Linked DNA regions of Mus musculus: region 1 is linked to region 2. The links are chromatin loops, found by intact Hi-C in ENCODE. Cell type or tissue: heart. All regions are shown on one strand.

Region 1 (4,000 bases), 73 kb before region 2:
CTGTCCTGCTGAAGTGAGTTAGCCAAGACTTCAGGGGCTCAATGTAAGAGTGTTATTACTTACAGCCAGTGTATTGAAGAGGTCATTCAGAAAAGCCCAGAACATGAATTCTCAGATGGTGAATTCCTCCTAAGCAGTGGTTCCCACCCTGGCTAACACTGTGGACCTTTCATACAGGTCCTCATGTGGTGGGAACCCTCAACCTTATAGTTGTTTTCATAGCTACTTCATAACTGTAATTTTGCCACTGTTATGAACCACAGTTTAAATATATGTATTTTCCTGTTATCCCCATGAAAGGGTCATTCAAACTCCCCCCCGCCCCCCCCCCCCACACACACTCCCAAGAGGGTTGGGATAACAGGTTTTAAACTACACTGTTCTATACGATACTTGACAGATAACAGTTCATATGCACCACAGATTCCCAGGCTAACACACTGGCTACTCTTCAGCAGGACAGTGACAGTAGCACTGTTCATTATAGGAATAACCACCTTCCTACTGTTTTTGTTTGAGGAGTTATTCCTGTGGCTTAGTGATGGGGGCACTCTAAGAAGCATGCTCTTTGGTGATTTCGTCTTCTGGTAGACATCGTACACTCACTTAAACCTATGTGCTCCAGGTCACTCACTTTATGTCCTTTTTGATGCAATCAGGAGTCATGGTCCACAACGGTAGAGAGGACTTGTTGGTATCAGCATCATCACAAACGCTGTAGATCTGTCTTGCACTGTCACACTGAAAGAGCTATGACAGCTACGACACCACTAAGTGATACAGATTTTTCAGCTCCATTATAATCTCTGGCACCATCTTCATAGTCCCTGGTTGACTGAAAAATGGAGGGGCCAGGAAATGCTGGTGCACACCTTTAATTCCAGCACTTGGGAAGCAGATTGCTGGTTTCAAGCCCAGCATAATCTGCAGGGTGAGTTCTAGAACACCCAGGGTTACAACGAGAAACCCTGTCTGAAAAAAAGAAAAGAAAAACAACAAAACTGGTGAATCAGTGTGCTCACAAATGTTAGTCTTCCTTCATTAGTAACAAATGACAGCTGTACTGGACTTTGTTACAAGGTACCTGTTCTGACCTGTTGAACTGCAATTAGGGAATCCCAGAAAACAGAAGTCAGATTAGCATAAGTGGGTATCATAGTGACTGAGGCTAATTGCATATCTTGGTTCAGTAAGGGGCATTTATCAAGTCAAAATTTGGTTTGAACAAGCAATCTTACAACACACACTGGTTATGTACCTACAGTATGCCAAGTACTGTGTACACATAGGAACACAAGGACACAGCATTTGTTAGGAATGCAGTAATGTTACCAGGACCACATGCTAATCAATGCGAGCCTGCTACAGAGGACAGTTCTTGATAAGTAGTCTTAGCTCCATTTTCCTGGAAGCTTTCAGCTATTGGCATGCCCTTTAACTCCATAGCGAGTTCCCACTCCTCATTCCAGTGAATATCTTCAGCACTCCTTGTACACCTTTAAGGAATTTGATGTTTTGATTGTTAAAGCAAAGATTCCCCCTCGCCATACCCTCCAAACATCTACTCGCTGATACCGGTTTTTTTCTCTCTGGAAGCTCCAAACACACACAGAGAGTGCTGCTTCTGCTCCCAAGACACAGTGCATTGAGGAGTTGGGTCCTAAGGAACAGTGAAGTAAGGTGAACGTTTTCCACGACCCTCGAGAACCCCTAGATCTTCCACGCAGCCCTGGGGAGAATGTTGTTTCCGAGGCTACCGCCACTCTCCCAACTTGCGGTCTGGGTCTCCAAAGTCTGTTTGCTTGTAAAACCCTGAGCGATGGCTACACCAAATACCAAACCTTGGACAGGAACCAAACGGTCACTTCCCCGCCCTCCCAGCACAGTATGCAAATTCGAGCACCAGGAAGTAGCTGGGACCTCTCGGCCGAGCCCAGCGACAGCCAGTTCCTCTCCCACCGAGCCGGGCCTGGGCGCCTCCCGGCCAACGTTCTGCAGCTAATAGGTTGCTGCAGGCCGGGCACTGTTCCCCGAGCAGTGTGCCCGCAAGTCCCGGTCACGCGTCCTAAGACACCGGCCCGCAGCTGCTTCCCAGGCGGGCCCCGCAGGGCTATCCCGTCGCGTGAACAGCTTTTAACCGAAGTCACCGTGGAGTTCCGCCGCCCCGAAACTTCCACCACGAGCGAGTAAGTCCGGGGCTTGAGCGCAGGGTGGGTGCGTAGGGTGGACCGGGCAGGGACCGGGGCTGGGTCAGAGACCGGATCACAGGTCGCTTTCTTGGCTTGGGACTCCGGGTTTCGGTGCAGCCACGGCGCCCGCAGCAGAGGTCGCGCACTGCTTCTTGGTGGCGCTCGCGCTGGCCCCGGGTGGCGAGAGCATCTAGACTCCTTCAGCCTTGGGAGACTGTGACTCGCCGGGGCGATCGAGCGGGGACGCGGGGGCGGCGACTCCGCAGGTGTCCGCAGCGGAGCGGCGCGGAGGCGTGGTGGGCAGTGCGCACAGGGTGGGCGCCCCTGGGTCCTTGGCGTCAAGTCTCTCCCATGCCCCTCTCCAGCTTCTCTTGCCTGGCAGAGAGAAGTGGCCTGAGTCCACTCCGAAAGGGAGCGCGGTGGGGATTCCAGAGGGAGTCATCTGGGATCCAGTATTTAGTGTCCAGATCGGACCTTGAGTCCCCAGGGATGAGAAGGGGGGTTTGAACCCAGCCCCTCTCTAAGGTTGGCTGACAGCTGAGGTCCCTGTTGACTCGAGGCAAGGTGGTGACGTCGAACGGCTGCCACAGAGGCTGTAGCTTGACCTCCCGCGTAGCTCGACTTCTGTCAGCCCGCAGAGGAGTAGTCCAACGCCTTGGCCAAGAGGAAGCTAGAGTTATTTTAAGAATTCAGGGATGCCTTTCCTTCTGAATGGGGGAAGGGTGTGTGCGACAGTTCCCACTTGCCTGCCTTATCTTGGCTGACTATAGTGACTTCCCTATGCTGTTGGTGTAGTGTTTTTTGTTTTTTGTTTTTTTTCCCAATAGTCCCCGCTACTTGGGGTGCTTGTGGTTGTCTCTTTATTTATTGGAGTACCGGTGTTTTTGTTAATTATGCTAATCCGCCCAACTTCTTTGCTGTTCAGAATCCAGGTGGGAATCTAGGCCCTGCATTCTCTCAGTGACTGCGAATTATTGAAGTTCCCGGTTTGGGTTTCCGCCTGATTGACTATGAACCTACTTCATAGGTTTAGTACACTGAAGGTCCTTGAACATTATATGAATATAATGTTATATGAAAGTTACTTGGTACAACTGATCATCTATAAAATCGGAGGCCTTTGGTGGTTGGCAGTTTGGCGATTTTTAAACCCGAGACCACATGTCTGAGTGAGCTAGCTGACTTGAAAATCTATCTAATAAAACACCTGAAACGTGTGCTGTGCTGCCTCAGAGGTTCCTGGGATTCCCCCAGTTCAAGAGATCTTAAGACCTAACGTGGAAGACGATGGACTCTTTGCTCCGAAGCTCGGCTATCTGTAGGGTGTTTTCTCTCTGTGGAGTTAACACCCATAACATGTTTTAGGGAAATAGGCTATGCCCTGTGGGTTCAGGAACTTCCTGGTCCCTTCTCTTTTTTTTTGGGGGGGGGGGTCGAGACAGGGTTTCTCTGTATAGTCCTGGCTGTCCTGGAACTCACTCTGTAGACCAGGCTGGCCTCGAACTCAGAAATCTGCCTGTCTCTGCCTCCCGAGTGCTGGGATTAAAGGCGTGCGCCACCAAGCCCGGCTTCCTGGGCCCTTCTTAAGTGAAATGAAACTCTCCTCCCCTCAGGATTGCTGCCTATCCAGGTCCTCATTTGGAGAAAGGCAGGGTGATTTGGGGGTTTTGTTGTTTTAAAAATTCAGCTCCCAAGAGCCTTGGTTATGATCCGTTTGGGCTATATGTAAGTGGAGTAACTTTCTGAGCCTTGAAGAGGACAGTAGATGTGGAGGAAGAGAGCTCAGGAGGTGTGTTGTAGGCACTGTTTGC
Region 2 (4,000 bases):
CAAACTCTGTCTGCTTTGATGCTTGCTCAGTGCTGCATCAGATGTGGAACTCAATACTTCCTTTCAGGATAGGAACATGGGTATTTGCCCAAATCCTCTCTCCTCTCACATCCATCTCTCATCCTCACACTCTGGGCAAACACTTGAAGTCTCAACTCAGTGAAAGCTACACTCAGGCTTAGGACCTTTTTGTTTCTATAAATATTTTTTGAGATAATTGGCATTCAATATGATTGTAAGAAAGAACACAGAAGGGGCTGGAGAGATGGAAATATCAGAGGTGAAAGAACACTAAATACTCTTCTAGCAGACCTGGATTAACTCCTAGCACATGGGGCAACTCTCTGCTGTCAGTAACTGCAGTTCCAGGGAATCTGATGCCTTCATTCTGGTCTCCTTGGTACCAGTCATGCAATTATGTATAGATATACATACTGGCCAAACACCCAGACACATAAAATAACATTAAAAAAAAAGGAGAGAAATGCCAGATCAAAGTAAAATAGCAATAAAGTTAAGAAACAAGTTCAATTAACAAAGAGAAAGAGAGGGGGGTGGAAAGGAAGGGAGGAAGGAAGGGAGGAGGGAGGGAGAGAGAAAGAGAGAGAGAGAGAGAGAGGAACAGAAGTGAAGGAATATGCCCCACAAAAGCCTGAACAGGAACACTCATGACTGCATTTCTCATAATAGACAGGAAAATGGTGTAGAATCCCAGCATTTATGAGAATAAAGCAGGAGACCTTTAAATTTGAGGCCAGCCTGGGCTGCATGGCAAAACTGTCTGAAAAAAAACAAAACAAAACAAACAAACAAAAAAAAAAAACAAAAGGAAAGGCAACCCGAATCTTTACCAAAAAAATAATGTATAAGCAACAATTGTTATAGCCATAGAATAAAAACTGGTATTCATGTAATGTAGATGACCCCTCAGAAGGAGCTGGTCACATGGCTGGGGAGGGGTATCATTCCATGTACTCATAGAATGTGAAATGCCCAGAACAGGCAAAGTAGGTTCCTGGCTGCTGAGGGAACTCTTTAAGAATTAATGGAAATCTTTCAAAGTAGTTTATAGTAACAACTTCACAACTATGACTAATTGTATGCCTGAAATGGACAAATAGCATGACATATGAGTTCTGTTTCAACAATGCTAGCTTGTATGTGAAATAAACAATATTGTGAGCTTCCGGGTACCACTTATCCAGTCCTGAATAATATCTCATGAAATTCTTGCAAAATATCACTACTAAAATATTGACATCAATAGTTTCACTCATTCATTCATTCATTCATTCATCTGTGAGACAGTCTTGCTGTCTATCCCTGCCTTGTCCAGAATCCACTACATAGCCCAAGCTGAGCTTGAGCTCATATCAATCCCCCTGCCTAGGACTCCTAGGTGATAGGAGCCAAAATGAAGCCTAGTTGTTTATAAATTATGTTTTCAAGAGAGGGAGGGAGAGAATGAGAGGAAAGGGCAGGGGAGGAAGAACAAGAAAGAGAAAATATGACCTGAATGTGAGTTTGGCATCACCGCAGCACCTGGAAGATTTCATCCTGCTGAACTTTAGCAGGTAGCAAGCACTGGGAGCAAAGCCAAAAGAAGAGTGAGTGGGTGCAGGTGCTGTGAGTGTCAGCCGTCAGAGGTGCCCTGCCTCACCCCTCTGGGCATCTTCACACCTCCATCCACCCATCTGAGCCTGTCTCTCAGTGAGACTATAAAGTTGCCCAGATATCGTTGGTTGGTTTTGTTTTTTTTTTTTTTTAATTGTTTGAATTGTTTACTTGTATGAATGTTTCCTTACATGTATGTCTGTGGAACTTTTGAATGTCTGATACTTAAGAAGGTCAGAAGAGGGCACTGGATTTCCACCCCCACCACCTCAGCAGGACTAACAGATGGTTGTGAGTGCCTGTCAGTGCTGAGTATGGGACCTCTGGAAGAACAACAAGTGCTCTTAACTACTGGGCCATCTCTCCAGCCCCCAGGTTTAGTTTTTCATCCTCAAGGAACATGGGAAGTAGTTTTTCACATGGGTACAAAACAAAATCCAGCCAATTAAAATTATATCATTGTTAAGTGAGTAAATTATAACTTTTGTTAATCATAATGTGTTATTCACAGACTGCCTCTCACATTAGAAGATCTGAAACACAGGGAAGAGATTCTCAGCTGTAACCTGCCCTTTGCAGGAAGAAGGCTGTTGGGATAAAAAGCGAAAGTTGTCTCTGCCTCAAGCTGTTTCCTCTTGTTTGTGTGATATGTGCATCTGCTGTGGGTGCCTTGTTTCCCCTCTGTGTTGTTAATATTCCCAGAGATCTGACTGGACAGGGAGGAGGGAGAGGAAGAGACTTCCTAGAGCTTGGTCTCTGGGAGGCTTTATTTTAAGAAGTGAAAATTTTAAATTGAGTTTTGTTTGATTAACTCTTTGATTTGGGGGGCTGGAGAGATGGCTCAGCAGTTAAGATCACTGACTGCTCTTCCAAAGGTCCTGAGTTCAAATCCCAGCAACCACATAGTGGCTCACAACAATCCGTAACGAGATCTGACACCCTCTCCTGGAGTGTCTGAAGACAGATACAGTGTACTTACTATAATAAATAAATAAATAAATAAATAAATAAATAAATAAATAAATCTGTTTAAAAAAAAAAAAACTTTGGTTGGTTCGTTTTCTGAGACAGGTCTTACTATGTAGGCCTGGCTGTCTTGGAACTCACTATGCAGGCCAGGCTGGCCTTGAACCCAGAACTCCACCTACCTTTGCCTCCTAACCACTGGGATTAAAGGCACACACTACCACTGCCTGGCTGTCTTTTTTTTTTTTAAGAGATTGATTTGTTTTTATTTTTTGTTTATGAGTGCTCACTGTGTGCATGTATGTTCACTATGCATATGCCAGAAAAGAGCTTCTAGCCCATGGAATTGGAGTTACAGATGGTTGTGATCTGCCATGTGGGTGCTGAGAACAGACCCTATGGCTCTAGGAGAGCAGTCAGGGTCCTGACCCCCTAAATCATCTCTCAAGCTGATACATTCTTATTTAGAGGCAATTTAGTGAAAACTAGTCATCAGCCAACTTCCCAAATCAATTAAGTTTTTCTGAGGTAACTCTCCATCCCTTGGTATATGTATACCTTTTAGCAAGCCAGGAATTGCTAGAATTGAAACTTTCTCAAGTTAATGTTTTCTTTTGTTGTGACAAAGTGTCACTCCACAGAAGTTCTTTATTATCCTGCCTTTTTTTTAATCTATCTAGAGCAACAATACAAATGCCTGTGACTCTAATGGAACCTTCAAATGACTGGCTTTTGGTGGGGTCTGCTGGTGTTCTGGAGCTGCAGACACAGCTGTTAAGTCATGGCTGAATCCAAATTCCTTATCAGCATTTTCAATGCCTTTAGCAGCTGCAGTATTTCCTGGCAACTTTTGCTCTGCCTCTGGAAAGCATATTTTTCATCATTTCAAAGGATGTAACAGTTTCCTGGCTCCATTGTTCTCGGGTTGATGAGTGGGAGTGACTTTGTTTCTTTAACTTTGATTCTAGAGGATGTAACAAGTCCACAGAAAAGCTATGGCAAGGATAGTAAAAAGTAATTACAAAGTCCACAGAAGAAACTTGTCAGATCCTAGAGATCCTCTTGTCCCTTCTCTACCACAGCCTCACCTGCCCCCAAACAGCTGCTGTTCTGACCTTTGTCATAATTCCCTGACTTTCCCCCTAGGGTTCTGGAAGTAGAACGTGTGCATGCAGGCAGTACTGCAGTGCCTTTTATATATACTCTGACTACTTTTATGTATGGTACAGCATGTATCAAACAGAATAGTCCAGCTTTGTCTGGGCTTAATATTAATGGGTTATGCTGAATGTATTCCCTTATTTCTTGTCTCTTTTATTAGACACTTTAAGGAATTTGTCCATGTTTTGGGGTGCCAGAACATTTAATGCATCTTCGTTGCTGTATAGTGTTGTTTGTATATGATGCAACAAATATAGAA

What was found. Hi-C counts contacts between places; a loop is a spot of excess contacts. Peaks named below come from ENCODE experiments on the same cell type or tissue, not always from the same donor. Only the 100,000 strongest peaks of a DNase experiment are listed, where the experiment ranks them.
Region 1: it touches region 2 in a loop (6-fold over the local background); 3 of 42 quality-filtered maps call a loop at or near these places.

The regions. Positions count from the first base shown.
Region 1 is chr4:3,676,179-3,680,178 of GRCm38, forward strand. It overlaps Lyn (LYN proto-oncogene, Src family tyrosine kinase), which reads left to right and starts at 1,943. Exons shown (of 13, transcript NM_001111096.1): 1 at 1,943-2,186. Gm42250 (a long non-coding RNA gene) reads right to left here and starts at 1,930. Exons shown (of 5, transcript XR_881076.3): 1 at 635-1,930. In heart, no CTCF peak of the experiment used is centred here; DNase peaks (open chromatin) are centred at 1,933, 2,343 and 2,813; H3K4me3 peaks cover 2,021 bases; H3K27ac peaks cover 1,642 bases.
Region 2 is chr4:3,748,933-3,752,932 of GRCm38, forward strand. All of the region lies in intron 8 of Lyn (LYN proto-oncogene, Src family tyrosine kinase), which reads left to right. Among named protein-coding and RNA genes, the nearest start is that of 6330407A03Rik, 36 kb to the left of the region's middle. In heart, no CTCF peak of the experiment used is centred here; a DNase peak (open chromatin) is centred at 2,239.